Regions from separate parts of the Mus musculus genome. Here all the other regions are linked to region 4. A link is a loop called in an ENCODE intact Hi-C map of the cell type or tissue named here. Cell type or tissue: heart. All regions are shown on one strand. Region 1 overlaps Gde1 (glycerophosphodiester phosphodiesterase 1). Region 2 holds the start of Tmc7 (transmembrane channel-like gene family 7). Region 3 holds the start of Tmc5 (transmembrane channel-like gene family 5). Region 4 has its middle 4.7 kb from the start of Syt17. Region 5 has its middle 16 kb from the start of Coq7. Region 6 has its middle 21 kb from the start of Gm35083.

Region 1 (5,000 bases), 240 kb before region 4:
ATCAAACAGGGTTTCTCTGTGTAGCTCTGCCTGTCCTGAAGCTCACTCTGCAGACCTCTGGCTTCAAACCCACAGAGATTTACCTGCCTCTGCCTCTCCAGTGAGTGCTGGGATTAAGCTTACACCACCGCCCAACCCCAGTCCAGTGTTGTAAAGCATTTTTAGAAAGTGGTGACATTGCACTGCTTGTGATTGGCTCCCTTGGGAAACTAGACGGAGGGAAGTGCCACAGCGGAAACCGCGTATGGCCATGGCCTTCTAGCTCCCATCCTCCCTTCTGCTTGTCTGTTCTCTCGCTTACTGACATCTCTGAGCTGTCTGTGGCAGCCTTAGAGCTGTAGACGCACACTGTAGCTCCATCCGACTTCCAGCTTGCTATTCTGGCAGCCATTTGGCTATGGCCAACAGTGCTGTCAGGTGCTGCATGAGGAAGCGGAGGGTACAGTAGTGAAGAAGCAGAGCCGCGCTCTTTGCCTCCTTGACTTCCATGTCCAATTGGACAGGGATGCCAGTCCAGCCTTGAGTCTAGTAAATACAAAGCCACAGCTGAGGGCTGCCAGTGGGTAAGTGCTTCTGTGCGAGCTTTGGGGTCTGAGTTCACATTCCTAGCAGCCGGATGCAAACTGGCGCAGTAGCATGTGTGTGGCTAGAGCAGCAGATTCTGGGAATCAGTCTAGCTGGAGCTTCGATCTCCGGGTTCATTGAGACACCCTGTCTCAAATCTAAGATGAGAACAATAGTGAAAGACAGCGCCATCAACAGCTTCAAGGACAGCAGTGCATAGGCCTTGTATTCTGATCTAGTTTCGCACAGGGAGGTGTCCCAAGGAAGAAGGAGGGGAATGGTAATTGTTACCACGGTGGCACAGGCCTGAAAGTCAAGCAACTCTGGAGGCTAAAGCAGAAGGATTGCATGTTCAAGGGCAGCCCGGGCTCCAGTGAGAGCATAAAACAGAAGTGAAGAGACGCTGCGGTACAGTTGAGGATGACTGCCTCCCTGCGTGCCCGAGGCCCAGGGTCACACTCCAGCCTCTCTATCAGCCAGCGGGTAAAGGACATCCAGGCCTGCTCTTGTCGGGCCAGTGCTGTGGGAGCACGTGAGGAAGTGGGCATGGTGGAGGTGGGAGGCTCACACCTGGGTCTCTTTACCTGGCCTCACCAGAGTGGTTACCTGGCATCTTCCTTGAGGATGTCTCAGCTACACGCCAAGGTAGCTCATTTGTCTTGAGAAATTACCAGTTCTGGAGTGGGGGCTGTGAGCCTTTTGTCTGCCTGGAAGTCACTGAATCATCTTGAATCACCTGTAAATCTGAGAAAATGTGGTTGTTCTAGGCTTGCTGTTTGAAGGTATGTTTCTGGTTTGTGTCACAACAGCTGCTTTTATATTGTGACCTTTCCCATACCTGGGGACACTCAGGACTTCTCAGCTTTTCACCAGATATGGGACAGGGTGCCAGGAGCAAACTAAGCTCTGCCTGTGAACTGCAAGGAAGAAAGCGTTGAGGGAGGGTGTAGAGCGCTGTTCTTCCCCAGGAGCGGAGGACAGAGAAGCTCTGGTGACCTGAAAGGGAGGCTCCTGCAGTACAGAGAGAAACGGACAGTGTGGTTGGTGTAAGAGGGCAGAGATGATAGCCCTTGGTGACTGTGATGTGTGTGAGCTCGGATGATGATGTAAAGCAGACATAAGCCGTGCCTGCTTCCCAGCCTCTGACTGCGGTAGGAGGCCAGCTGGAGGCTCTCTGGGAGCAGTTGGCAGTCACAGAGCACATGCTTTGAGCTCTCAATTCCAGGACAGCTGTCCATTCTAACACGGCTGATTTTCCCCTTTTCTCCAGGGACTATTTGAAGAAGTGGTCAGCTAAAGGAATCCAGGTTGTGAGTTGGACTGTCAATACCTTTGATGAAAAGAATTACTACGAGTCCCACCTTGGGTCCAGCTACATCACTGACAGCATGCTAGAAGACTGTGCACCTCACTTCTAGACTCCCCAGGAGGAAACACAGTTGCGAAACTGCCTGGAGGCCTCTTGCAGGGACATGAGAACACTCTGTTAGCACAAGCCCTGGGGACCCTGTGGCTCATACTAGCAATAGTCACAGTGTCACCCCAACAAGCAGAAACCAGGCATGGTGACCATGCTCCAAGGAAGGCTCCACACTTGCCCTTAAAATTCTGGATCTGCAAAAAGGCAGGGTGGCCCCACCCTGACCCCGCTGAGGGTACAGAGCCACGAGGATGAGCAGAGTGGGTCCTGCAATTAGGGCGCAGGCACCAATGCATGGGGCTTGCATGATCACTCCAAGTTGACATTTTAAATCTTGCCGTACTTCAGTAATTCACTTATTTCCAATATTTGTCGTCAGCTTTGTTAATGGCGACCTGTAGGTGTCAAACTTGTGACCACACTAATAAAATCATTGAAAGGTGAACAGAGGGCAAACTGTGTACTGATCTTCTGGTCCTACAGTGCCTGGGAGGCCTTTCCTGCTTTAGTTTCAAGACTTGGAATTATCTGTGTCATCTTGATGTAAGCACTTCTGACCACCAGGGGGCAGAGCGGCAGCTTTCCCATCGTGCTTGGAAGCCTGATCACTGGCAGGTTCTTAGATAAAGAACCAGGAGAACGGGTCTGAGGATCTGGGCTGCTCTTCATTTCTCAATTGCAGATGCACAGACTGGTGCCGGCCTCAGCCCTGACTCAGACCTACTGTTCCTTTTGCTGTCGTTGCTCTAGACTGGGAACTAGATGAGGCATTTGTAAGCACAGTCATCTGCAGCCCTGGGCAAAACGCTTACGGATGCTTGGCATCATCTTCAGAGGTGAGGAAGCAGAGGCAGCGCAGTTAGGGACGTACCTGAGTCCATCATAAAGTCCACAGGCAGTGTCCAGTTCCAGGCCCTGGCCATCCCACAGGGACAAAGCGGCTGTGTGTGTGTGTGTGTGTGTGTGTGTGTGTGTGTGTGTGTGTGTGTTGTTTTTAGTTGTTGAAGGAAGGGGTGGCAACACGTACCACCACTGCTGCCCCAGACGTTAGAAGACGACTTGCAGGTTTGTCCTTCCCCCATGGGTCCCTGACGTTGAACTCAGACTATTGGGTTTGGTAGCACTTTTTCCGTGTTGAACCCTCATACCAGGCCTTAGCATGCGATGCTAGAAATTCAGCCTAGGCTTTACCTGTGGTAAGTCGTCTGTCAGAGTTATATCTAGACCTCTTTTTAAAACAAATTTAAATTAAGCCAGATGTGGTACACATCTTTAATCCCAGCAGTTTGGAATCAGAGGCAGGGAGATTCTGAGTTCAGGCCAGTCTGGTCTACAGAGCAAGTTCTAGGACAGACAGGGCTACACAGAGAAACCCCATCTCAAAAAGAAAAATTTTCAAATTCCCTTTGGTGTGAGAGTGCACGTGGCACACATGTGGAGATGGAAGGACGGCTTGCCAGGGTCTTCACACCACGCGGGTCACAAAGTTGAATTCAGGTCATCAAGCTTGGTGAGCGCCTCTGTCTGCTAGGCTTTTAACTCACTCCAGCCCCTTTAAGACAGAGTTCCACTAAGTTATTTAGAGTAGCCATAAACGTAAAATCTCTCAGGTTCCCAAGTAGCTGAGGTTGTAGGCCAGCATCAAGAGACATAGCTGTAAGTGGTGACATTTAAAATGAAGCTAGAGCCGGGAGTGGTGGCACATGCCTTTGATCCCAGCACTCGGGAGGCAGAGGCAGGCGGATTTCTGAGTTTGAGGTCAGCCTGGTCTACAAAGTGAGCTCCAGGACAGCCAGGGCTATACAGAGAAAAACCCTGTCTCGAAAAAAAACCAAAAAAAAAAAAAAAAGAAGCTAGTTTCTTTGCTGGAGATCAAACCTAAGGCTTTGTGCATCCTAGACAAGTGCTCCACCCCTGAGCCTCACCCCAAGTCCTTGGGTTTTTGAGACAGTCATGTTATTGATCTCAGGCTGGTCTTAAGCTTTCTGCCTCAGCATTCCAACTATAGGGGTTATGGGAATGTGCTGCCACACCTGGCTCTTTATAAATGTTGACTAGAAGTATCTGAGGTCTCCTTTATTACCAGAGCCTTCACACACAGTATCAAAACCTGACATCCTTTCTTGTCACCTAGCTGTATGGACTGGTGGCATTCTAAAACTCACTGGCTGCTGTACGCCAGCAGGACTGTGGAAACACCATGACTAGCTTGTGGGTCTATGGCAGGCCACAGATGGGGCTGAAAGGTCAGAGAGGTGGGAGGGAGAAGCTAGCAGGGGCAGACAGGTCAGCTTCAGGCTGGCTGTGATGGTATACCCCTGTAATCTCAGTACTTGGGACGCAGAGGCAGGAGAGCCTTCATTTTGAAGCCAGCCTGACTACATAGACTCAAAATATTTAAAAACCTTTGCCTTCCATTAGTTTTGGTGCTAGACTGAGCCCAGGGACTCACAGTGAGCATATACTCCACACCGAGCTTTAAGCCCAAGGAAGTTCTCTTGGGAAAAAAAAAATTTTTTTTGAGACAGTGTTTCTCTGTGTAGCCCTGGCTGTCCTGGAACTCACTCTGTAGACCAGGCTGGCCTCGAACTCAGAAATCCGCCTGCCTCTGCCTCCCAAGTGATTGAAGGTGTGCGTCACAATGCCCGGCTTCTCTTGAAATTTTTAACATTTATTAAATATCTAAGCATGTCACACTGTGACCAAGTGATACGAGGGAGGAGAACGTGACCCCAGAAAACACATCTGAGGCCTGATTGAGCCTTGGGGCCCTTCAAAATGGGTGCCTGGCATGTGACATAACAGGACAGGAGAGGAGCAAAGGGGGGGATTTCCTAGAAAAGGGTGAGGGCTGAGGGGAGATGGAGCAAGGTGAGGTTGGGAGACAGGAAAGGGGGGAGGGGCACCAGGGAGGGAGGAGGTGGGGGAAGATGATGGACTGGGGAGAAAAGCAAAAGCATTGATGTGGGAGGGAAGAGCTGGGGGAGGAGAGAATGGAGAGAGGAAGAGTCAGGGA
Region 2 (5,000 bases), 140 kb before region 4:
ATAATAAATGAATCTTTGGGGAAAAAAAAGAAAAAGAAAATTAACTAAGTGCTAGGCGTGGTGGTACACACCTTTAACCCCAGTACTCGGGAGGCAGAGGCAGGTGGATTTCTGAGTTTGAGGCTAGCCTGGTCTACAAAGTGAGTTCCAGGACAGCCAGGGCTATACAGAGAAACCCTGTCTAAAAAAAAGAAAAAGAAAAGAAAAAAAAGAAAAAGAAAAGAAAAGAAAGAAAGAAAAGAAAGAAAAGAAAGAAAGAAAGAAAGAAAGAAAGAAAGAAAGAAAGAAAGAAAGAAAGAAAGAAAAAGAAAGCTAACTAAGGCAAGGCAGAGAGCTCCTGAGATGTAAGACCCAAAGGTGACCTCTGGTCTCCACATACTGTGCATATGCACCTGCATAAACACAAAACACTGCACACACTGGTGGCAGCAGCGGCGGTGGTGATGGTGATAGCATCCATTGTGATTCCTCTCTCTTTCCCTTCTCTGCCCCCTCTTTGTTTTTGACACAGTTCTCACTATGCAAGCTAGCCTCAAATGAACACATTCAACTCAGTGATCTCTATTTTCTTATTACAAATACAGTTTTCTGGAAGAGTTGACAGTGAAGTTGGTCATGGTGGTACACATTTGCAATTCCAGCACTTAGGAGGGGCAGGGGGAAGTTCAAGGTTACCCTTGGCTGTATAATGAGCTCATGGCCAGCCTGGGCTGATGAGACCCTAACAACAACAACAACAACAAAACAACAACAACAACACAACACTTCGAGGGTCTAGAGAAATGACTGAACAGTTATGAACATTGGCTTTCTTCCTGAGACCCTGGTTTGGGTCCCAGCACCCACATGGAAGCTCACAACTGTCTGCAACTCCATTTCTGGGGGACATGATGCCCTCTTCTGGTCTCCACTGGTACCAGGCACACACATGGTGTGCAGACACAAACATCCATAATCATAAATTAAAATTAGCTGGAAATAATGAGATGGAAACGTGGAAGTGGGTTGGAAGATGAAGGAAAGCCATAGGAAATGTTTCTATTTGGGGAGAAACAGCCCAGGCCCTGGAGATGGATTGCAACTCATACAGGAGTAAGCTGGTGCCTGCTGGAACACTCCTCACTACCATTGGGTCATATTCTTTATATTCTAGTTCAGTTTTCTTATTTATTTGTTTTGAGTCAGGTTTTGCTATATAGCCCAGGCTGGACTTGAACTCATAATAGTGCTGCCTCTGTCTCTAGAGCTCTGGAGTTCCAAGCCTGCGTCACCATGGCTGGCAATATTTTTTTAAATTAATGTTAATATCCTGTATTAATCATTCAGTAAGCCAGAGAAACTAAAAGGACAGAAACTATGTAAACAGCCAGAGGTCAGCAGACACTATCTAACTGACATGGGAGGATGAGGGCACAGTGTAGGAAAATTCAGAGGGTGAAGAGCACAGGGAGGGACACTGGGAAGCCAGGTGACCTTCAAACAGACGTGGTGATCCCGCTTGGCTGCTTTCACTGCCACTGCTAATGGTCTCCGGTGCCAGCTGGCGTCTGAGCCTTTTAGTAATTCTCAAAATAGCAGTCTTGCTCTGCCCTGTTGCCACCTGCTCGTCCCTGGTCCTCCTCTGATCCACTTTCTTTTTTTGTGGAGGTTCCTGTGTTGTCCAGGCTGGCCTTGAGTTCTTGGGCTCAATCTTCCCGCTTCAGCCTCCTGAGAAGGTGGGACAGCCACTCCATCCATCAAGTCCCAATTCCTCCTTGTTCCTTCTCCTCCTTCCAGACAGGGTATCACTATGTCGCCGTGGCTGGCCTGGAACTTGCTATGTAGATCAGGCTGGCTCACATTTACAGATCCATCTGTCTCCCAAGTTCTTCTTTTTAACTTTTTATTTATGTGTATGTGTGTTTGCATGAGCATGTACGGTGTGTCAGGTGCCTGTGGAGGTTGGAAGAGAGTTCCCTGGAGTTGGCGTTCAGGGTGGTTGTGGGTGTTGGGGATTGAACCCCAATCCTCTGGAAGAGCAGGAAACGCTCTTAACCAACGAAGCATCTCTAAAATCCCACTTTCTTCTTTAAAAGAATATTTTCCAAATTTCATTTATTCGTATTTCTTTTGTGCCTGTATGCATGCAGGGGACATCTGTGAGAGCCCATCTTCTCCTTCTACCCTATGGATTCTGAGGCTAGAACTCAGGCTGCCAGGCTTGGTGGCAAACACCTTTACCTGCTGATTCATCTTACTGGCCCCATTCATTACTTTAATTTTACGTTTTAGCTGTACATGTATATATATGTATGGGGTGTTGGTGAATGAGAACATTTCTAGGAAGAACATATGTAGCAAATCCCCCACCTGCCCTTCCCTCCGGTAACCATGCAAGTTGACTGCACCCTCTAGACAGCCATCTACACACACATACATTGATATATAGCGTGTAAGGTACACATTGACTGTCTTAGTTATGCATGTGTCACACACATACACACACACACACACGAACCCAAAGGGCAACGTTCCACACTTTCTGTTCCACACTTGCTACCAAGTGACAATTTACAATAGTGGGACTTGTAATCCAAGCACTTGGGAGGTGGAGGCAGGAGATTAGGAGCTCAAGGCCAACCTGGGTCTCAGAGTACCAGAAGAGAGGGAGGGAGAGAAAGAGAAAGGGGAGGGGAGGGGGGAAGAAGAAGGGGAGGGCGCACCGAGAGAGTAGGAAAGGGGAGGGAGGGACCAAGGGGAGGGGAGAAGGAGACTGAGAAAGAAGACTGAGAGGCTCCTGGAGGTAGCCGGTCCCCACCCCGCGCCCGTGGGAACGGCCCCGCCCGCCTCTGTGACGTCATCTGGAACCCGACAAGGCAGGGCCGCCGGCAGGCGGCTGGAGGGTCCTCGCCGAGCCGTGATGAGCGAGGGCAGCGCGGGCGACCCGGGCCACGGGTCCAGCCGGCAGCGGGCCGTACACCCAGGTAGGTCGCGGCGGGACCAGGCGTGCGGGGCGGCAGGGTGGCCGTCCTGGTCCTCCGCGGGGCACCGCTGCGGGGAAAGCGGTGGGCAGCGGATATGCCCGGCTAGGAGGCTCGCCTTGCCTTGCCTACCGAGCTGGAGAGGCAGTCCCCACTTTCCACGCGACGATTCACGGACCCAGGCCAGCCTCTAGATCGCCACGGTATCTTATTCTGTGAAGAGATTGTGACAACCTGCCCGCCCCAGCGGCTGGCCCCTAGATATTCCCTTTAGACCCACTCGAAGCCATTCTGTCTCTGGTCTTTATTGCTGTGTGAATTTTGCCAAGTGACTTGCCCTCTCTGAGCCTCAGATTGACAGAATAACAGTGAAATATTAACAAATGCCCAGCACAGCCCCGATTATAGCGAGGCAATAGTCGATGGCAGCCTACTTAGCACAGGAAAAATTTCTTTTTAGTTGTGTTAAATATACAGTCAAATATACAGCTTCCTGAGATTTTACAGAAATGTGTAAAGACGCCGCCCAGTAGATATAGTAGAGCTGCCAACCCCCTGGAGCAGGCTTCCTTGTACTTTGTATTTACTTTGTTTCTGTCTTGAGCCAGAACTAACAAAAGTTATCTGCAGTATGAGTTTCAGTGAGATTGGATCTACGAAGGCAAAGCTCAGAGAGAGGGCATTGGGCTCTTCAGCCTCCAGAAGAAAGACCCAGTCCTGGGACAAAGCTCTGGAAGCAGGGAAAAAAAAATCAGGCGAAGCTCTATGATAGGGTTTTCCCCTTTCTTGCTCAGCTCCAGCTCTGCTGATGTCAGCTTGTTTCAGCCCTTTGGTAACAGCAAGGGGCCTGGAATCCCACAGTGAGGGGCTGGGGGCGTGGCACCTGTAGCGTTTTTCCAGCCACCCCAGGGTCCCATGCAGCACTGTGAAAGCCCAATATCTTTCTGGGTGGCTCCCATGGTTCTTCCTCTTGTTCCAGCATGCTCGGTCTCACTTTGGGTCTTTGCTGAGAGTTGAAGGGCCACTCTAAGCAACCCCTGGACCTCTATAAACTGAGCCATCTCTCCAACCCCCTTGGTTATCTGCAAGGTTTTGTTTGTTTTGAAATTCCCGGGCTAGGTCTTAGAGCCTCACACAGCAGGACAAGAGCTCTCCCTCAGAACTACATTCCCCAGTTCTTTTTACTTTTTAAAGTTGTTTTGGTTTTTTTTTTTTTTTTTTTTTTTGGTTTGGTTTTGTTTTTGTTTTTTGGAGACTAACCCTCTGCAATTTGGGCCAGCCTTGGAGTCCTGCCTCTGCCTCCTGATGCTGGCCAGGCTGGCCTTCACCTCATGACTTGACCTCTCTGGGTGTCCTGGAACACAGGTGCATAGTGTCTGCCCTACACAGATGCTGTTTTCTGACTTCCTAATCTAGCAGCATGAGGTAGGACCTCTTTGGAAATGGACCCCACAGCAGCACTCCGAAGCAGCACACTGTAGCCGAGCAACAGTCCTGTGCTAGACCATGGTGTGCGCATTCAGGAGTGAACCCTCTGGGGTCTCTGCTTCCTGAGTCTGTCACTGTAAGGCTGTAGTCAAGGGGAACCTGGCTTTGCAGTCGCCTGCATCTTTGACTGGCCCTGGAGGGTCCTTCCCACCATGGCTTGATCAACCGGCCTACTCTGCCTTCTCAGGCTGGTTTTGACTTCCCCTCAACATGGCTCATATCCTCCCCAGAGCAGATGACTCCAAGAGAGCAGGCTGGAAGCTATTGTGTTCTGGGGTTCAGTCTTGAAGTCCGTGCCAGATTTCTGCAGCAGCTTCTTGGTCATCGTGGGTCACTTTGCCCAGTGTGAGCACCCAGACATTGGGAGTGTAGCTCTCTGGGGCCATTTTGGGGCCAGTGTTAAGAAAATTTAAGTGTTGACATTTATGGCTGTACTTTCTTGTGCTACGGGGCTCCTGGAAGGTGGCCCCAGTGTCTGACACACTCTGATGATAGTGTTTGCATGGAAGTCCCTCTCCACTGGTTCCTGTTTTAATGCCCGTTCCTCCCAGG
Region 3 (5,000 bases), 150 kb before region 4:
AGAGGGCGTCGAGGAACCACAAGGCAAAAGGTCCTTTCTCAGTTGTCAGGCACCGTTTCCTGATTTCTGCCGTATTAGAGTTTGGGCATTTTGTCATCTTAGGGTGCTTAGCAGTAGCGTCCCAGAACTCTCCCCGTTTCACACAAGAGAACCCCAAGTATAGGAGACACACAAGTTCCACCCAGTCTCTCTCTTCTGGAAACCATCCCATCTAGCCAGGGACTCTGCCCTAGACATTGTGAGATGGTTCTTGCGTTGGCCGCAGGTGCCCTCCAGACCTGGCGGTAAGCGGTCGCAGGGGAAGACAGGCAGGAAGGGAGAAGTTTTTTGATATTGGCTTAGACACGTTCGGGGTTTTGGACCTGTGGCTATGGGACTTTCTTAAGAAAGGAAATTGATCTTGAAGATATTCTCATGCAAATTGCAGTTTAGACAATCCTACCCCGTTTTTTGCTACCACAGAAGGCCAGCGCTGCTGTTGGGGTGCAGAGGCTGCCGGGGCCCTTAGCTCCTAGATCCGCCCGCCCCGCTCCCGCTCCCCCCTGCTCCCCGCCCCACTTTCACCCAATCCACCTGCGTAGCTCCTGCTTCCGTGCCACAGCCGCTACCCTCCGTGCAGGGCAACCGTCTCACCCGGGCGCAGCGCCTCTCTCACACTCACAGTGTGCTCCAGCTAGGACCTAGGACTGTGCGCAGGCTGCCGCGTGTCGTCCTAGTATCCAGGGGCCGGCTACAGTATTCTTAGCATCCAGCAGGTCCCTGAAGACGGTGGCTATAGACAACTACTGCTCGTTCCAGTGTACACACACTACTGTCTCCCATGAAAGCCCCACCCCTCCGCTCAGCAGAAGCCAGGGCCATGGAGTCCCCAGGGGATGCCGGAAGGCATTGGGGCTGGAGCGACTAGCTCCAAAAGCTTTGCCGGCCACACTGTGGGAATCTAAAGAAATGCAGAGTCACATGGAGATTCGGATCACCAGAATCAGACACAGAATCAGACACCACAGTGAGGAGCACCCTGCCACTCACCACTAGAGCGACACTGTCCATCCAATAACAAACCAAGTGGTCAGGGTGGTGACCCAGCCTGTCATCCCAGATCTTTCCAAGACAGTCCCTGTGACTTAGTGAAATCCTGCCTTTCAATAGGAAGGAAAACGTCAGCCAGACTGTTGGCCCAGGCTTGTAATCTGCACTTACGAGACTGAGGCAGGAGGATTGCTGAAAGTTTAAAGCAGCCAGAGCTACAGAGGGGAAATTTCATAACAAAACAGAGAGGTTTTTTTTTTAATTACATTTTATTTATTGGGGGTCCATGGGAACATGTATGGAGATCCAAGAACAACATGTAGGGGTCCATTCTTGTTTTCCGTCACGCTGTCAAGCACAGCAGCAAGCACCTTTACCTTCTAAGCTCTCACACGGGTCTCAAGTAGCTGGACCGGCCTTGAGCTCCTGATGTGCCAGGACTATAGGCATGCTTCACACCCAGCCTGTCTTGAACAAGAGATTCTGACACTGGGCAAGATGAGTCTGGTACAACAGCTTGAATGCTCCGAGTTGTACTCGCACAGGAAACAACCACAGACAGAAGCTTTGGGGCGCTGAGGGGGTGCTGAGGTGGCGTTCCCCAGATGAGGACGTTCCGGAGACAAGCCACATAGCGCCGTGGCTCTTCTCCGTTGAACTGCACCTGAAGGATGAGGATGATAAGTTGCAAGCCATTTGCTTTCCGTTACTGTTAAGAAATGTGTGTGTGTGTGTGTGTGTGTCTGCTTCAGTACCACCCAGCTGTCGTTCTGACTATTGCAGGGGGGACATGGTGTGTCAGGCACAGCAGGGTCCCTAAGGAAGCACTGTACCAGCAAACAGACTCTGTTGCCTGTTTATCTCAGAGGCTATTATTACCTAGTTCTGCGACCAAGAAGATCACGATATGGTTATAGACATAGTTCTTTAACATACACGCAAGACCGCTCAGTTGGATAAAGGGGTTTGAATCCACGCTTGCCTGACTTCTACCCACATGGTATAAAGGTGGAGGAATTTACTACCTACTAAAAATAGTTGTCTGACTTACACACACACACACACACACACACACACACACACACAGAGAGAGAGAGAGAGAGAGAGAGAGAGAGAGAGAGAGAGAGAAATAAGTTTAAAATGTAAGCACATTTGTCTTCATTGAGGCATTTTTTTAAAGGCCCACATGGCAAGGCAAGGCATGGTGGCTCATGCCTTTAATCCCAGCACTGAAGTGGGGGCAGGTGGACCTGTGAGTTTTAGGACAGCTTGTGCTACAAAAGGAGTTCCAGGCCAGTTGGGACCACATAGTAAAACACTTTTTAAAAATAATAAACAAACAAACAAAACCGGAATAAATGCCCCACCCAAATCTCTGCCCAAATATCCTCAGCTAGCCTGAAAAAGACCATAAAGCACTACTTGAAAGGTGGTGACTCTGGGACACTAAGGGATTTGACTTGGTGGGTTTTTTTTCCAGAAACTGTGACCGGTCCGTAGCAGCCGGAGATCAGGCTCCCAGAGACCTAGCAGAACCCTGGCCACCTTCGGAAACACTCATTATAACCAAGATTTAGTCTGCCCTCTCCTGGGAGGATGGTGTTTACCTCTGCAGAGTCGCGCGCGCGTGCCATCAATACAAACTTGGCAAAGTTCCCCAGCTGGCCTGACCGGTTCCCATGCCTGCTCTCTGGCTCCCTCTTGTGGCTACTTGCCTCTAGGGTGAGGCAGAAAAGGGAGGCTTCGTCAAGGAAAGACGACTAGGAAGGGATCTAGCCCAGTCTACGGAAGGGACTCACTGGTCAAAGAAGCTCAAATTAGGTGCCCACCTGGCACGTGATATCATGCACTCAATCATGTGACAGGATAACAGAGTGCTTGAGCTCTGGTCTCCCAGTCCGGTCCAGAAAACATAGTCATAGCGTGTCTTAAGTTTAAAGACACGGAAATCTAGACACGGGGAGGTAATTCAGACAGAGACAAAGGGAACTTATGTAACATTGCCCTACAGAGCCAGTTCTGGGTCTGCTTGACCTCAGGGCCACACGACCTACATTGCTTCTGTGCCATGCTGGCTGGCGTGACTGGGTCCATCAGAGAACCGTAAGAATCCCACACGCAGACTCCAAGACGAACCTGAAAGCACCAGACAGCCCCGTTTATTTAATGCTAGCACAGCATGCCTTTAATTAAGACAAGCGTCTTTAAATCAGAGGGGCTCAGTGAGTAAGAGCACTTGCTGCAATCATGGGGACATGAGTTCAAATCCCCAGCACTAAGCCACGGGTGGCTGCACTCACACTGTAACCCCATTCTGGGGTGAGGGTTGTGGGGCATGGGCTAGAAAGAGGAAAACACTTAGGGTTTACTGGTGGCCGGATGAGTTCAAGGTTCAGCGAGAGACATTTGCCTTCCTTCTACCTGTGGGAAGCTGAGTCTGGTGCTCACAGCTGCATTCCCGAGCTGGCCTAGGGACTCCCCAGGCTACTTCTGGCCGTCTTCTCGAGGTAGGAGCCGAGATTACAGACTGAGCCCAATTTTACGTGGATGCTGAGGGTCCAACCTCGGATGCTCAGGCTTCTGCAGCAAGTGCGTCACCCACTGAGCCATCCCTCCCCAGTCCCCTATGGCAGCTCTTCAGTACTCTCTCAGCTTTGTGTGCTGGGAAATCCCAAGGACCTTCCTGCTCGCACTAATAGCCAGCACCAACAGAGGAAAGCAGAGGAGGTCGGCTGTGAACCATCAGTTCCATGTTACTCTACTTTAGTCCAGTTGTCCCCTCCTCCTCCCTTGCTTCAGCCAACCCCGACTCTTGTTGTTTCCTTGCCCCACCCCCCAGGGTTGGGGGTGGAACTCAGGACCTCCTGTTTACTATGCAAGAGCTTTACAGAGCTTCCCACCTCACCCCTGCCCCTGCCCCGCCCCCACTCCAGCTATTGATATCTTTGAAGCACCCAGGCAATTTGCTTCACAGGAATGTTCCAGAAGCTGTATTTGTTCCTCTTCACTGAACAGATGTCCCTTCCCAGCTGGAGACTGTGTGAACGATATATTTTTTTCTATATAAAGCACCCAATTTGGGAGGAGGGGTGGTCTTCTGTTACAGCAACTGTTGGCAGAATAGGGCTGGAGGGGAGATTAGCATATGAAAGAAGCCAGTTGGCGGAAGGCCTGGGAACTCCTCCCTCACCAGGGCTATGAGGAACAAACCAAGCTCACCCAAGGCACTCTCCCGAGAGGAGAGGCCTTAGAGACTCACCACACTCCCAGGTGGGGGTCCATCAGCACCTCTACTTTTTTCTCACCCTGGTCCAATTATTTGTTCTGGGACTTACGAACCTAGAAAGCTCAGCGGGTCCTCTCTAGACTCAGATTTACATATAACTCTGAGCTCAGTGCCCTGCCTCTGCCTCTTAGATCTGAGCTGAACAGAGATGACTAAGATTCTTTGTGTAGCCTAACTGTAAGGCTCCTAACCAACTCCAGAGCCTGCCTGTATTCTCCCCTGTGAACTCTAGTGTTGCCAGAGAGCCTTGCACAGTCATTTAGGAAGAAGGAGCCCTAATACCTGCTGCCCCTCACTGAGTGGGCCTCCTTCCTAGATGGTATCTGTCACCTGATCTATCTGCAGTGACAGTTTCATCAGCTCAGCCTAGATAGAAACCTCCTTAACTCCCTGTGGTGGCTAGTCGCCACAGTCGTCCTGATTGGAGTTCGAATCACCTCATGATTAATGAGACATTCCATCCTGCTGTGTGTGTGACAGATTGCTCACAGTTAGATACTGCAGGTTCTGACCTTGTATTTTGATGAATTCCCATCTAGATGGCACCCCTGGGAGGAAGCAGGGGTGGACGCGAGATGCTCTGCCCTCACCTCTTTCTTGCTACCATCCCTCTCTCTGCTTCTTGGCCAGCATGATAGAAGTTGGACCAACGCCTCTGAAATCTGGAATAAACTAAGTCCTCCCT
Region 4 (5,000 bases):
AGACATCTACTAACAACAGAAGTAGATTAGCAGATTCTATGATGTCCCCATCAAATAAACACTTTTATTTCCTCACTAGGGGTGCTTAATATTCTCACAGACTTCAAATCACCTGTAATCTCAGCCCTAGGGAGGGAGAGGCAGGAGAATGGAGAGTTCAAGGCCAGGCTTGGCTTTGTGAATAGTTTGAGGCAAGCTATGGGTACACAGTGGGACCTTGCCTATAAAAGACCAGGGAGAAGGGTTCAGGGAAAGGAGTGGTAAGGAGAAGGAGGATGGTAGAAGAGGAGGCAGGTGGAGCAGAGGGAAGGGAAGGAAGGAGAGGGGAAAAGGAGCCAGATGAGAGAACTATCAATGTCTTAGGCTTGCTGCAAGATGTTCATCTCCCTTCCCCCTAGGATCAAGCATCCCACCAGCCACAGTGGCTAGGGCTTAAGTTTAGGCCTTCTGAATCTGGATGCTATCCCCTGGACTCTGTGTACCCTCTTGACAAGTGTCTTTATCTCTATAAGTCTCCCCTATTTTTCCACAACTAAACAGATAGACAGTAAAGCAGTCTACTTCGAGTTTATCTAAAAATTAAAATGTTGAATGTGCGCCAAGTGTAGAAGATGGGTGTGGAAATGAGCGTAGGTTAGCAGGGCACACTTTGCACGATTGTAACTCCACACTTTGAGGTGGGGGGCAGATCTAGAGTCTGAGGCCAGCCTGGGCTACATGGTGAGAACTTTAAATTTTAATAATAATAATAATAATAAATAATAACAATAAGTTAAATAATAATTTAAGTTAGATATTAGTATTAAAAGAAACACCTAGCAAACTCCTCTAACCCCCACCCATGTCTCGAAGTACTCATCCTCTGTGAAGCCCCCTTTCCCACAAAGGAAACACTGAAAACCAGGTTAAACCTGCCAAGCAGGACCAGGGAAGTCATTGCCTTAGTGGGGAGGGGTGGCCTTACCTCTGCACCTCAGTCTCCCCATGAATCTGTAAGTAAGAGCTGTCCCAGAGCAGGGGACAAAATGTGCAGCAACAAGCAGACACTTTGCCCTGGGCCTACCCAGCTCTGGGCTCTGTAGTAGAGATACAGAGGGTTGGGGGTGGGGGGTAAGGTACCGAAGTGATGCTCTGGAAACCAGGACTTGCCAGCCCCATTACCTACCCTCAATGTATCCTTTCCCAAGACAAACATAAACACTTTATCCAAAGGGCTCCAAAGACAAAACAAAGAGCTAGGCCACCGAAACCCAGCTTGGAGAACCAGAGTTTATGTGGTTTACTTTCACGAGCCTGGGTGACCCCAAAGCAGCTGCACCGCTGGGGGCGGGGGGGGGGGCGACTCTCTTTCCTTTTGCTGCATATATGAAGGTCATCCCTCAACCCACCTCGCTTCAACTAACCTTCCACAGTCTGTCTACATAGACTCTAGCATCTCTGAGACAGGGTTCATGCAGATGGGTAGAATTACATACAATGGCTGGGAGGTGCAGGAGGGAGTGGCCAGAATCTAAGCGAGGGTCCACCGACCCTTCCCAGTCTTCCAACTTTGAGGGAAGGCTACAAGTCAACAAACTCTACCTCGGATTCTCTTACAAACAGCACAGCTGCTCTAATGAAGGTGATGGCTGTTAGGCTCAGGGGATGCGTTATTCAACATGTCTCGTGCTGTGCTACAAATGTCGTTCTTCCAAAAGCTAGATTTTTCCTTGTGTGTATTACATACTTAATTACTTGCTTTTTTTTTTTTTTTTTTTTTTACTCGTTTACCTCCCCTGGAAGCTAGGCTGGGCAGAAATTTGACCCCATTTTTAATGGTGAAAGGACAGGGCCGCCAAGAGATTGAAGTGACAAGCTTGATGAGCTGGCGAGCAGCGACACCAGCTGCCAGGCATGGAAAATGGAAACCCAAGGAGGACCACGGTCCACTTCAGGTCCTTAGCCGGAGGATTGCGCCAAGCTTGGTGTCCTTGCGATGGAGATCCTGGGCTGGAAGATACGCTAGGAATCTTCCAGTGCTGGGGCTCAGCCCCAAGGGCCGGCAGGCGAAGCCAAATCTCGGTGACAAGTCCAGGACATGGGTCCCAGATGCCATCGGGCCGAGTCACGCCCCCGGGCGCAGCCAAACGCTGGGTGGCGCTGCGCCGCCGCCCTTCGCCAGACCTGTTGCGTCCAGGGCTTCATTCAGCCCAACCGGTTAGGGTAAAGGGGCCCACGCAAAGCCTAGCGAGGGTGAGCATCCCCCTACCACAGTACTGCCCTGGGGTGGGGGGACTACCAGGTTCCAGGGTGGTGCCCGCCCTTCAGCCTCTATACACTCCACAGCCGGGTTCTAGGCGCATCGGGTGCGGCTGGTATAAAACTTTCGCCAAGCCGCTTGGGGAGAGGGCAGGATGGAGAAGACACCCCAACTCCAGACCCACAGCTAGCAGCGCAGTGTCACCTCCGCCTCGCAGTCGCCCGAAAGCCCTGCTGTCGATCAGGCAGTGGATAGGTGCCTGCCCGCAGCGCTGACCCGGGCACCGCCCCCACCCACCCCTTTGAGGTCCCATCCCCTCCCCCGCCTCCCGCACTCCGGCCCTGGCGTCGCCCGCCCCGCCTGCGCCGGGGTCGCCGCAGTCCCCGCGGCTCTCCCGGGGCTCCCTGGCCAGGCGCTCCAGCTTTTTTGCAACCAGGGAGCACCCCAAGGTGTGGATGTGGGTGCCGGCCCACCAGAAACCGAAGCGGAGGACCTCGGGCATCCAGGTTCTGCGCTCCAGGGAGGCGGCCCCGCAGGGCTGGGCAAGGACGGGGCGGTCGGCAGAGGGGCGGGCGCCGCTCATCAGCCACGCCAGTCACGTCTGGGGCCACCCGGCCGCCCACTGATATCTTGCCGGCTGGCTGTGCCACCTCGCCGAATCGGCGAGGGCAAAGGGGCTGTGGCGACGCCATGCCCGGGCCGGAGTGAGTGAGCGCGGGCGAAGATGGCGTACATCCAGGTAGGACGGTGGCTGGGGGCGACGGCCAGGGAATACCGGGGACCGCGCCCCCTCCGCCGGGAGCGCGCGCCGCGGGAGTGCGCACCACCCAGCTCCCACAAACTTACTGGATAAAATAAAAACAAAACACGAAAATACAACAAAACAACGGGTGTCCCAGAGCAGGCACCTGTGCGTGTTCTGGAGCTAGGTCAGGGGCCCTACGTGGGACTTGCAACCTCGCGCTCTCCTCCCTGGGAGGAGAGAACCCGAGGTGACTTTGCAACTCCTCACCCCCTACCCCTAGGTACCCACCCCAGAGGGGGGAAAGTAGGAGGGCGACCCGGGGCACGCCAGCCACCCGGCCCGCCAGCGCCCGTTGCCGTGGTGACGGCTCGGACTAATTGGCCGGTGGAGCCAGCTGGAGGCAGCTGTTCAGACCTGGAGGGACAAGGACATCGTTTGCCCGGGTGCTGGGTGCAGAGGGGTGGGGACATCCAGAGGCCAGAGCACACTGGTGAGGGAGATGGGGACGGTTACTTTAGTATGTTGAGGTCTGTGAAGTGCAGGACCCCCCCCCCCCATGCCTCCCACAGAGCGCCCCCAAGACTCCCAGAAATACCAAGTTAACACCCCTCCCCTAACTCCTTTAGAGGGGTTGGGTGGAAATGGACTGTGCTGCTTGGCAAAGAAACCAGTTTCTTTACAAAAAGTAATGACAGGTCATGCCAAGGTCACACGGTCAGACTCCTACCCCCTACCCTGCAAACAGATCTAGAAGAGCTGCGGCTTCTAGGGCTGCCTGCCTGCCCCTAGACATAGGGGAGGTGAGCAGAGTGGCTCCCATATTCAGGAACTCACTTTTTGTCCCCTCATCTCAGCTTGGGGATGAGGTGGAGTGGGGACTGCAGACATTCCCCTCCCCCCCCAACTCTTCTCCCTTGTTCCAGTTCCTCAGATAGTCTGTCACCTGGCAGAAGCGGACCCTCTCCAGGAATGGTTTGCCTTGTCATGGATTGCTTAGGTCCTGATTTCAAGTTCAGTGAAGGTCACACTTACTGTACATTTGTGTCCTGAAAGTTGTTGGAGTATGTATTCAATAGTTGCTTGTCAACACTTGGCTGACACCAATTATGGACCAGCGTTGAGGATGTAGGTCACGATCCCTGCTCCTTCTGATGCCCGAGAGAGTGAGCAGAGAACAGCGAGACTGGCTTTTATGGTTCTTCATTGAATTAGACATTTTCTTTTTCTGAGGCAGGATCTTGCTATGTAGTCCAGGCTAGCCTGTGATTCTCCCGCCTCCGTCTTCTGAGTGCTGGGATTACAGTAAGTCACAGCGTTCAGTTACCTAAACCATATGTCAGCACAGAGTCCTTGAGTCACTTGTCAAGGACGCACAGCTACTTAGCAGTCAAGGTGGGATCTAAACTGTAGGCTGGGAGGAAGATGTGGAAGTCAGATGTCTCAATGGTCCTGGCTTCCCTCTTAGAAAAAGTCTTTGAACTTCTACGGGACCCAGAGCGTAATATTCTTTTTCTTTGGTCACAGTTTTCCAATTGGAAAAACAGGAAAAAAAAAAAAAAAAAAAGCAAGCACAAAGGGAGGTCAGAGAGTGGGCATGGCTATGCACCCACAAAGCTTTATTTATTTTGGTCAATGAGTTTCAGGGCCTTTCTGAAAGTCAGGAAATACACGGGTCCTTCTCTGTTGGAGGGACATGTACCAGCCTGCGGTAGGGCTGGTTAGAGGGAGCTGGAGTCTTCTGAACTCTGTCTCCTCTGTGTTCCCTCTGTGTGCCCGGGATTTTCTCTTTATGATTCCCAGCTTGAATCACTTCTCCACCCGCATCAGAAGAGTTAACCCAGAGGATGTGACAAGGCAGAATGAGACCCTGGACTTGAGGCTTCTTTTCTGTCCCCGTGGTCTCCACCTTGGGTTGCTCCTGGGCCACCACCATCTTGCACCTGAGCTTTGAGAAAGATGGGTGCCATCGAGGGAGCTTACAGTGGCTCTTCTGTGTTCATCAAGGCTGTATAAAAG
Region 5 (5,000 bases), 69 kb before region 4:
CCCCATAGCAACACTCTTGAGCCAGATGCCCCAGCCACATGAAGGGTGTGACAGTCAGCTCCTGTGTGTTTAGCCTCCCCTTCAAAATGAAGGGCTGGTGCTTGATGCTTCTGAGAGCTTCCAGAGAGGTTCCGACTCCTCCTCCCGTCGTCGCAGCATGTCCTCACATGGCCACAGTGTTTCCTTGTCTCCCCTTTCCTTACCACTCTGACCTTTCAGGGAAATACGATTTAAAGTTGGACAGAACCCAGGGCTGATGCCAGGATGATGAACGGGCAGTCTCTGCAAGCACTGTGTTTCCACAGGCAGCTGACCTGGGTTTCTCTTCATGCCCACCCTCCCTCCCTACAATGGTACCAACCAGAGAGCAGGGGGCAAATACAATTTGAGGCTGCCCCTCCACCCCCAGTCAGAATCTACATCCTGGCCAAGTGTGGCTGCCAGGACCCCCACAGGTTCCTTGGTAGTTTCTGTTTGGTAGTGCCTACCATCCCTGGTTAATGGTTACATCTGGAGAGACTTTTCTCCGTGGTGTGCCACTTGTAAATTGCCATTAGGTTCCTTGGTTGACTTGGCTAGACTTGGGTGGAATGATTGTGTGGATGTGGCTGGAGACAGACATGGTAACTAACGGCTCACTACGAATCTGTTTCTCTATTGCCTGGCTCTGTTGCTTCAGGGGACCACTTGAACTTGTAGCTCAAGGTGGGATTTTTATTGGTGACTACTGGTTGCAGCTCTGGGCCTTGCTGCAGAAGATCGGGAACGATGGAACTACTTGTCCAGTCCCCATGGTGCAAGAGTTGAACTCTGTTGGGGACCACACTCTCTTTGAGCCTCACCCCAGGACCTTGCAAACACCTGTATAACCCAGCTTGAACCTTGATTTTGGGAAAGGGAGCACGCCAATCCTACTCAGGGAAAGCGAGTAAACACATAAAGCCGGCCATTTACAGCAGGTCTTCAGTGCTCCCCAGGGCTGTCTGCAGCTCCAGGGTCCTTTGTCACAGGACCACGCCTGGACGCCTCCCGAGGAACGGCCCACGACTCCGGTGGCCTCCAGAGGGCGCGCGCGAACCGAGCGGAGCCCGAGGCGGGAGTGTGGCCGCCTGCAGGCAGTCTCAGCTGGCTTGGGTGAAGGCACCTGGGAGAGGCAGAGAACTGCCACAAGGTGGTAACTTGGCCCTGGCAATGCCACCCTTGGATCTCTGCTGCAAAAGGAGAGCATCCCCAAATGTCACACCTGAGCATTGCCTTGGGAGGGTGAGCTGGAGGGCTCCTGGTGGCAATGCTCACATAGCTTCAGTGTCCTTGTCCTGATGGATTCATTTGCTTTCTCAGAAAAAGGGAGAGAGATGAGAATATGGGAGGGAGCAGCCAGTCAGTCCCTCCCTGTCCAGGGTTTCCTTGCGAGGTGCCAGCAGCCAGCGCCAGGCAGCACCTGATAGATCCTGCTCTTCCTGCACAGCCCCAACTCTCACCTGGGGCCATCCCCTGAATTCCTTTTCTTTTCTTTTCTTTTCTTTTCTTTTCTTTTCTTTTCTTTTCTTTTCTTTTCTTTCTTTCTTTTTTTTTTTTTTTTTTTTTCCTCTTCTGTGTTTGTTTCTGTTTTGGTTTGGTTTTGAGATTTTCTCCGTTCTTCATGCAGCTTTCTCTCTTAGGTACTTTCTTTGCTGTGATGATAAAAATACCCAGACATAAGCAACATATGGGAGAAAGGACTCGTTTTTGGTTCATATAGTTTTCTTGATATAGTCCCTCATGGTCGGGGAGGTCTGGCAGTGGGAGCTGGAGGAGCCTGGCTGGTCCCATTGCACCTTCTGGTGCTGGCAAGAACAGAGCTGCTGCCCACTGCTGCTTACTGCCCACTGCTGCTCACTGCTGCTCACTGCTGCCCACTGCTGCTCACTGCTCACTGCTGCTCACTGCCCACTGCTGCTCACTGCTGCTCACTGCTGCTCACTGCTGCCCACTGTTGCTCACTGCTGCTCACTGCCCACTGCTGCTCACTCTCCTTACTCAGTGCAGGAGGACTCCAATCCATGGACCAGACAATCAGGAAGGCTCCCTCGTAAGCATGCCCAGAGGCTAACCCAATCTAGAAACTCCCTCAACCATACAAGCATGCCTAGAGCCTTGTCTCCTCCGTGATTCTGGAAGCTATTGACAATCAATATTAACTGTCACATCTACATATAAAAGTCTATTTCTCTTCCTAGGGATTACACAGAACATTCACAGGCTTCATCTTTGGCTTTTGATTTTATTTTTTAACTGAGCCGGCATATCAGAATCAACAGGCAAACTCTACAGACTCTACTCTACCTACTGAAGCAGAGACTCCCAGGTCAGGCCTAGGGGCTGTATATCTTTTAAACCCCACATGGGAGCTCAGAAGTGCAGGCCATATTGAGAAGTAAGTTAATTCCAGGACTGCTGCAGGCTGCCCTCCATGGACGTATTCCCTCTGTCTTGTAGCCTGCGTTCTTGGCAGAGGCAAGGTCCCCACTGTCCGACTTCCCAGTTTCTGATAAGAAGGGACCTGTTTTTGCAATTTTTCTCCAGCCCTTTCAGTGCCTCAACAGCTGGAAACACATTCCAAGCTATATGTCTTCACCGGGCAGGGACAATGGTGAGTGGCCTGCCTCCCCACCCCCACTTGCTTGGGGCGGGGGTTCGTGAATCTTTTGTTTGTTATTTTCAGAGCCTAACTCTGAAATAGCTTCCTCCCAAGATGAAAAATTCTGTTGATATTCAGCTTCTCATGCTTACTTGCTGATGCGGGGTGTGTGTGTGTGTGTGTGTGTGTGTGTGTGTCTGTGTGTGTGTCTGTGTGTGTGTGTATGTGTGTGTCTGTGTGTATGTGTCTGTGTGTCTGTGTGTATGTATGTATGTGTCTGTGTGTGTGTCTGTGTGTGTCTGTGTGTGTGTGTCTGTGTATGTACGTGTGTGTGTGTGTGTATGTGTGTGTGTGTGTATGTATGTGTGTGTGTGTAAATAAGGCCATGTGGCCATTAAAAGAATAAAGTTAAGGGTACACTTTGTCCAAAGGCCGTGAAATAAAATAATGTTTGAATGTGAATTCACCATACCATTTAGAAGGGCTACAGAAATCTGACCTTTTTGCCTAATGGGAAATTAAGAGCTCGGCTAAAGGAAGAGCCTGGAGGTCCCTTTATTCAGGGACAGCTTGATCTGTGTGTGAGTGACTTAGCTTGTCACTCTTTCCAAGTTACTCAGCAGATGCACACTGAGGGAGGACAGACTTATTTTGGCTCACAGTTTCAGCACTGACAGTCCATCCTGGGGGGAGGGGGCACTGACAGTCCATCCTGGGGGAAGGGGCACTGACAGTCCATCCTGGGGAAGGGGACACTGACAGTCCATCCTGTGGGGAGGGGGCACTGACAGTCCATCCTGTGGGGAGGGGGCACTGACAGTCCATCCTGTGGGGAGGGGGCACTGACAGTCCAACCTGGGGGGAGGGGGCACTGACAGTCCATCCTGGGGGGAGGGGGCACTGAACAGTTCACACCCTGGTGCCAAGAAGCACAGGGAGCTAGGGCAACATATAGCTCCTACCCCACCAACCTGAAGCCTATCACCTATCTCTTTCTCTATCGCCTATCCGTGTGTCTGTCTGTCTGTCTATCTGTCTGTCTGTCTGTCTGTTTATCCATCTATCATTCATCCATCATGTATCTATTCTCTTTTTATCTCGCCTCTCCTCTTTCTCCTTTCCTTTCCTCTTTTCTCTATTCTTATTCTCTCTCTCTCTCTGCCATACACTCTCTCTCTCCTGTCTCTTTTCTCTCCTACCCTCTTTCCTGTTCTTTTTCCTTCTCTGTTCTTTCTTTCTCCCTTTGTTCCTCTCCTCTCCTCTCCTTTCTGTTGGTTCTGCTGAGTCAACTGTGTGCATCAAGATACAGGACAGATACAAGGAGGGATTGGGGTATGGAAAACTTTTTTTTAATGAAAAGCATTTAGTTAGCATCTGCCCTTTGCCAGATGGAGCCCCAGGCACAGGAATGAAAGTCTGAGTATCTAACCAGAAGCCAGGTTTACCTTCCACCCTGCCTGCAGCCCCCCACACAGTGTGAATTCATCTCTCAAACTGAAATATTACCTCCCCAAGCTGAGCTTTAATTTTGTTTCCTTGGCAGGTAGAAAGGGTTTGAAGGGTTATCCTCACCCCAGAAAGGCACTGTCCCACGCCCTTCCAGAATTGTTCCATTTCTAATGATTTCGCTCAATCATCAGAGGATTGTGGGAATCTTTGAATGAGTTACAGACTTCCTGAATGTGAAATTAGGACATAGGAAGTTATGGGTGTTGGCCAAGAGTCCAGGACATAACGTGTATTTTTGCGTCTACGTGTTCAGACAAAGAGGAAAGAAAGATTTTGCTGTCTGTGTTAAGTATTTGTGAGACATGATGATGTCTAAAGGAGAAGATCAGAAAATGCCCTGTAAAGGCCATTACTCCAAATCGGTCCTTGATAAGAAGGAAGATGGATGGGGTGGTCACCAGTGTTGGCTTTATGTCACTGTGACACAATACTTCAAACCATCAAATAGAAGAAAGGTTGGCCCAGAGTCTCAGGCAGCTCACTCTGCCCAGCTGGCTCCACTGTTGTGGGGTCTGTGACAAGGAATAGGTGGCAAAGAAGTTGTTCACACTGTACAAGCCACAAGGCAATGAGAAGGGAGTGACTTTGAGGGGATGGAGTTCCAACACCCCTAAATCTGAAGTGTCCTCTGGGGGCTGTGCTTTCTGTCCCCAGCTTGATGGTGGTGTCTGAAGGCTATGGAGCTGCTTGGGCTTTTGGCAGCTGTACCCACCCTGGTTCTGATTTTGTTTTCTCCTTCCTACCCAACATGCTATGGGAGACTGCATCTCATCTATTACCACAGACAGAGCCTACCACACCTGGCTGTGGATTTTCCTCAAGCATTAGTCAAAAGAAACCTTCTGTAGGTTGTTTTTGTTAGTTTTATTTT
Region 6 (5,000 bases), 140 kb after region 4:
AGTAACTAACCACCGAAAGCCATAAGGAACAATGGCAGCAGGGAGCAGCCTAAATCAATTTGTCATCCATATTGATTATGCTCTGTGCTTCTGAAGGCCATGGACAACTTGCTGGGCAGGCCACACCCATTGCCTATTCCTTCGTGCCCCCACCTAACATCTCCACGAGTTTGCCTCCAGACGAGCGAGCGTGGCCTGGTAAGCTGTAAAATCCATCCAAAGGCAAAGCTGATGTGCGTAATCCAGTCTAGCTGACAGATGTACGCCATCGAGCCTAGAGCCGACAAAATCTCTACTCAGGACCTGTGGTCATTGGGCCTGGGTGTGGCTCGGTCCGTAGAGCACTTGCCTAGCACCGTTTAGACCTGGGTTCAGTCTCTAGCACGTACTACATAAACCAGATGGTATGGTGGATCTGCTTAGACACAAGCTCATTCTAAGCTACGTTGAGCTCAAGACCCAGTTCAATATATGGGTCTCTGCCTCTAGAATAGCAGTTCTCAGGTTGTGGGTCACAACCCCTTCGGAAGTTGAACAACCTTTTCATAGGGGCCACCTAAGACCATCAGAAAACACAAATATTTATATTACAGCTCATAACGATAGCAAAAATTACAAAACTTCAAAAAAGTTTTAAAATAGCAATAATTTTTGTTTTATTTTATGAGACATGGTTTCTCTGTGTAGCCCTGGCTATTCTGGAACTTGCTGTGTAGACCAGGCTAGCCTCGAACTCAGAGAGCCACCTGCCCCTGCCTTTTGAGTATTGGTACTAAAGACATGTGCTGGGGCTGGTGAGATGGCTCAGCGGTTAAGAGTGCCAACTGCTCTTCCAAAGGTCCTGAGTTCAAATCCCAGCAACCACATGGTGGCTCACAACCATCCATAATGAAATCTGATGCCCCCTTCTGGAGTGTCTGAAAACAGCTACAGTGTACTTACATATAATAAAATAAATAAATAAATATTTTTTAAAAAGACATGTGCCACCACTACCCAGCACAAAAATAATGTTATGATTGTGGGCTACCACAACCTAAGGAACTATATTAAAGGGCCACAGCATTCCGAAGGTTGAGAATCACTGCTTTAGAGCAATGCAGAAAGTTATAGTAGCACACAGAGGCAGGTGGACCCTGTGAGTTCCGTAGCCAGACTTAGTTGTCCTCTGTGTCTACAGTGGCAAGTACAGGTGCGTCCCAGAACCTACCCCAGAACTACTGTGACTGACCCAGGAACGGCTGTGACTGATCCCGGAACCTCTATGACTGGCCCCGGAATCACTATTACTGAGTTACCTTCATGGCAAAGAGACTTTGTAGATCTCATGTGTTCTTAGTCTTGAAATGGAGAAGTTACCCTGCGTTATCCAGTGAGATGCAAGAGAGTTCCAAGAGTCTCTAAAATCCTGGGTGTGGTGATGCACACCTGTGATTCCAGCATACAAAAGTTAGTGATGCAGGAAGATGATAAGCTTTAGGCCAACATAGGCTCCATAGCAAGACCTCATCTTAAAACTTAAAAAAATGGGCTGGAGAGATTGGCTCACGTGGTGGCTCACAACCATCCATAATGAGATCTGATGCCCTCTTCTGGGTGTCTGAAGACAGCTACAATGTGCTTAGATATAATAATAAAGAAATCTTAAAAAAAAAAAACTTAAAAAAATAAAATTAAAATAAGGAAGAGGTAGGAAAAGGAACAGATCAAAGAAATTGCATGAGAGCCGTTTAGAGGGCTCAGCAGGCAAAGGAGCTTGCTGTGGACCTGATGGCCTGAGTTCAATTCCCAAGACCCACATAGTGGAAGGAGAGAACCAATTGAAGAAGAAACTTCAACTGCTATTGCTGGCTTGAAAAATGGAAGAGAGGGGCTGGAGAGATGGCTCAGCCGTTAAGAGCACTGACTGCTCTTCCAGAGGTCTTGAGTTCAAATCCCAGCAACCACATGGTGGCTCACAACCATCTGTAATGGGATCCAATGCTGGTGTGTCTGAAGACAGCTGCAGTGTACTCATATACCTGAAAACATAATCAGGTAGAAACCACTGCACCCCTGAAACCTACAAAGGGAACACTGTCCTGCCAATAGGCATGTTAGCTCCTGAGACCTACTTTGGATTTCTGACCTGGAGACCTGTAAGGTAATACTTTGTGGAAAGTGTTTTTAACTTATTTTGGCAAAACATACAACATAAATATTACCACTGTAATTCTTTTTTTCTCAAGATGGGGTCTCATGTGTCGCCCAAGCTGCCCTCAATTCCCAAGCTCCTAGGGTCTAGAGTAGATGGGTCTGATGGTGCTGGCCACACCCAGCTTAATTTTCATGGTCAGCTCAGTGCAGAGTAAGAAACCTCACTCCACCATCTCTCCTCTAAGGTCCCTCTCGTGCCTAGAGAGCACATTGAAGCCATCTTTGTGTACTAGCCCATTTTCCTCAAGAACTGAGCCCACAAATCTACAACAGCACTGGAAAGAAGAGAACCAACCATTAAACTTTTTGATGAGCTGTCTTTTGATTTTTGAGAAAGGGTCTCATATTCCAGGCTGGCCATGGAATGACCTTCGCCTACACACACACACTCTCCTGCTCCCCCCTCCCTCTCCCTTCTCCCCCTCCCCCTCCCTTCCTCTCCCCCTCCCCCTCCCTTTGTATCTCTATCTCACCGGGCCTTCACCCAAACTCCTGTAATTCATAAGGTTTTACAGGAAAAACCCAGGCTTCAGGAATGCTTGACCAGCAAAAGCCAAGTCACCTCGATGAGTTTTAAAGGGACCCCCCAGGATATTTTTTAATGTGCTGTCAACATAAAGTCATTGCTCAAACTTGCTGTGTTGTTCATTAAAACAGAGGCTTTAAAATGTAAAGCCACGGTGATGAGACGGTTCGGGAGTTCTCGGCCGTGTGTTAGCCTCGTGCGCCACCTGCTGTTAGACTTGAGAACATCAACACCATGTGGTGCTTGGTTTAGGCCTTGGGTTTTGATGTGGGTTGGTTGGTTGTTGGTTGGTTGGTTAGTTGCTTGCTTGCTTGCTTGCATGTGTGCTTGATTGGTTGGTTGGTTGATTGATTGATGATTGATTGATTGATTGATTGATTGATTGCAGTAGTAGCCCACTTGTACTCAGCATCCTTCATGTTCTGATTTCATTTCTTCAATAAACACATAAAATGAAATCCATTCTAGATAAGACTGTATTTTGAGGAACTGACCATTAAAACTTCCTGCTTTCTACCTTCTACCTTTTGCAAAAACAAAAAAACAAAACAAAAAAAAAACATAAAAATGAACTGATTTCGAAATTGCCATTTGAGAGCAATTGCTAAACACTTACTACATGCTAAGCCAAATGGGGTTAGCCAACTATAGCTACAAGCCAAATTTGTGCTTTCCCATTTTTTGTTAAAGTTTTGTTGCTTGTTCTCTCTCTCTCTCTCTCTCTCTCTCTCTCTCTCTCTCTCTCTGAGAGAATGATGCTATATATCCCAGACTGGCCAGTAACTCTCAACCTCTGGCTTCCCCTTGGGTATTAGGCTCACCACTCCTGACTTAGTAAATAACATTTTCCTGGAGCACAGCCACGTGTGTCCCTACATAGCTCTGTTATTTTCATGTCCTGAAAAAATATGAAATTACTCTCCGGATCTTTGTAGTAAAAGTTAGCTCAGGCCTTGGCCAAAGTATTCACAAATCAGGCTGTTTGGTTGGCCCTCGGCTACTCTTGGTAAGAGTGTAGCTGTTTTTAAATGTGTGAGTATGTACACACGTGCCTGTGAGCATGTGTGCACACACACAAATGTGGAAGTCAGCGGGCTGTGTGTGGTCAGTTCTCTCCTTCCACATTTATGTGGGCTCAGGAAATCGAACTCAAGTTTTCAGTTTTCATGGCAGCAATTTTCATGCATTGAGCCATCTCTCTACCCTAACGATGTACCTCTTGCCACCAGATTTTGTTTGACAATTTACAATTGATCAAATGTAATCCTTTGACCAACTACAAGATCATAAAGATCAAGCTGAGATGACTTCAAATTCTTATTCTTATTCTTGTTTTTTGTTTGTTTGTTTTTTGTTTTTCGAGACAGGGTTTCTCTGTATAGCCCTGGCTGTCCTGGAACTCATTTTGTAGACCAGACTAGCCTCGAACTCAGAAATCCGCCTACCTCTGCCTACCGAGTGCTGGGATTAAAGGTGTGCACTACCACGCCCGGCTGACTTCAAATTCTTGATCCTCCTGCCTCAATTACAATGCCAAGATGTCAGGCGAACACCTCACACCAGCCTAAATTGTAATTTTTTTAGTCCGCTAATGATATTAACCCCAAACATGACTTGTGGTTTAGATCACAATCATGTCAAGATTTAACACACTAAATTATATTAGAGATATTTGAAGGGGCTAGAGAGATGGATCCATGGCTAAGAGCATGCACTGCTCTTGGAGAGGACCAGAATCCAGTTCCCAGCATCCATGTCAAGTGCCTCACAGTCACTTTCAACTCCACCTCCAGGGAGATGCAATGTCTCTGGCCTCCTGGGATGCTTCACTCATGCACATTCCCACACACAAATACACATGCAAACACATTCCTAAAAATGATTTATAAATAAATATTTTCTAAGAAAGAAACTGAACTGAATATAATGCCACACGCCTTTAATCCCAGCACTGGGGAGGCAGAGACAGGAAGATCTCTGAGTTCAAAGCCAACCTAGTCAGCAGAGTGAATTCCAGAACAGCCAGGGCTACAACAAGAAACCCTATCTCAAAAAGAAAGAAAGAAAGAGAGAGAGAGAGAGAGAGAGAGAGAGAGAGAGAGAGAGAGGATGGGAGGGGAGGGGAGGGGAGGGGAGGGGAGGGGAGGGGAGAGGAGAGGAGAGGAGAGGAGAGGAGAGGAGAGGAGAGGAGAGGAGAGGAGAGGAGAGAAGAGAAGAGAAGAGAAGAGAAGAGAAGAGAAGAGAAGAGAAGAGAAGAGAAGAGAAGAGAAGAGAAGAG

Evidence for each region. A loop is a pair of places that touch in the nucleus more often than their neighbours do. Peaks named below come from ENCODE experiments on the same cell type or tissue, not always from the same donor. Only the 100,000 strongest peaks of a DNase experiment are listed, where the experiment ranks them.
Region 1: it touches region 4 in a loop (9-fold over the local background); 12 of 42 quality-filtered maps call a loop at or near these places.
Region 2: it touches region 4 in a loop (2.9-fold over the local background); 6 of 42 quality-filtered maps call a loop at or near these places.
Region 3: it touches region 4 in a loop (5-fold over the local background); 6 of 42 quality-filtered maps call a loop at or near these places.
Region 5: a loop joins it to region 4, with 9 times the contacts of the local background. A loop is called at or near these places in 24 of 42 quality-filtered maps.
Region 6: it touches region 4 in a loop (8-fold over the local background); 18 of 42 quality-filtered maps call a loop at or near these places.

What each region holds. Positions count from the first base shown.
Region 1 is chr7:118,685,985-118,690,984 of GRCm38, reverse strand. It overlaps Gde1 (glycerophosphodiester phosphodiesterase 1), which reads left to right. Exons shown (of 6, transcript NM_019580.4): 6 at 1,835-2,427. The coding sequence ends at 1,982. Among named protein-coding and RNA genes, the nearest start is that of Gde1, 17 kb to the left of the region's middle. In heart, a CTCF peak has its summit at 2,541 (motif pointing right); no DNase peak of the experiment used is centred here; H3K27me3 peaks cover 1,595 bases.
Region 2 is chr7:118,582,567-118,587,566 of GRCm38, reverse strand. Tmc7 (transmembrane channel-like gene family 7) reads left to right here and starts at 2,881. Exons shown (of 16, transcript NM_172476.4): 1 at 2,881-2,963. The coding sequence starts at 2,900. In heart, CTCF peaks have their summits at 1,391 and 2,887; DNase peaks (open chromatin) are centred at 1,546 and 2,906; H3K4me3 peaks cover 1,044 bases; H3K27ac peaks cover 954 bases; H3K27me3 peaks cover 1,361 bases.
Region 3 is chr7:118,593,118-118,598,117 of GRCm38, reverse strand. Tmc5 (transmembrane channel-like gene family 5) reads right to left here and starts at 821. Exons shown (of 22, transcript NM_001105252.1): 1 at 574-821. It overlaps B230311B06Rik (RIKEN cDNA B230311B06 gene), which reads right to left. Exons shown (of 2, transcript NR_169121.1): 2 at 1,280-1,693. In heart, a CTCF peak has its summit at 2,728 (motif pointing left); DNase peaks (open chromatin) are centred at 727 and 2,717; H3K4me3 peaks cover 1,766 bases; H3K27ac peaks cover 691 bases; H3K27me3 peaks cover 4,147 bases.
Region 4 is chr7:118,445,792-118,450,791 of GRCm38, reverse strand. It overlaps a transcript of Syt17 not described here. Among named protein-coding and RNA genes, the nearest start is that of Syt17, 4.7 kb to the right of the region's middle. In heart, a CTCF peak has its summit at 2,058; DNase peaks (open chromatin) are centred at 2,071, 2,191, 2,731 and 3,331; H3K4me3 peaks cover 1,784 bases; H3K27ac peaks cover 1,111 bases; H3K27me3 peaks cover 3,844 bases.
Region 5 is chr7:118,514,966-118,519,965 of GRCm38, reverse strand. It overlaps a transcript of Coq7 not described here. Among named protein-coding and RNA genes, the nearest start is that of Coq7, 16 kb to the left of the region's middle. In heart, CTCF peaks have their summits at 1,810 and 2,012; a DNase peak (open chromatin) is centred at 1,105; H3K27ac peaks cover 264 bases; H3K27me3 peaks cover 766 bases.
Region 6 is chr7:118,302,932-118,307,931 of GRCm38, reverse strand. No RefSeq gene overlaps it. Among named protein-coding and RNA genes, the nearest start is that of Gm35083, 21 kb to the left of the region's middle. In heart, a CTCF peak has its summit at 2,932 (motif pointing left); no DNase peak of the experiment used is centred here; H3K27me3 peaks cover 272 bases.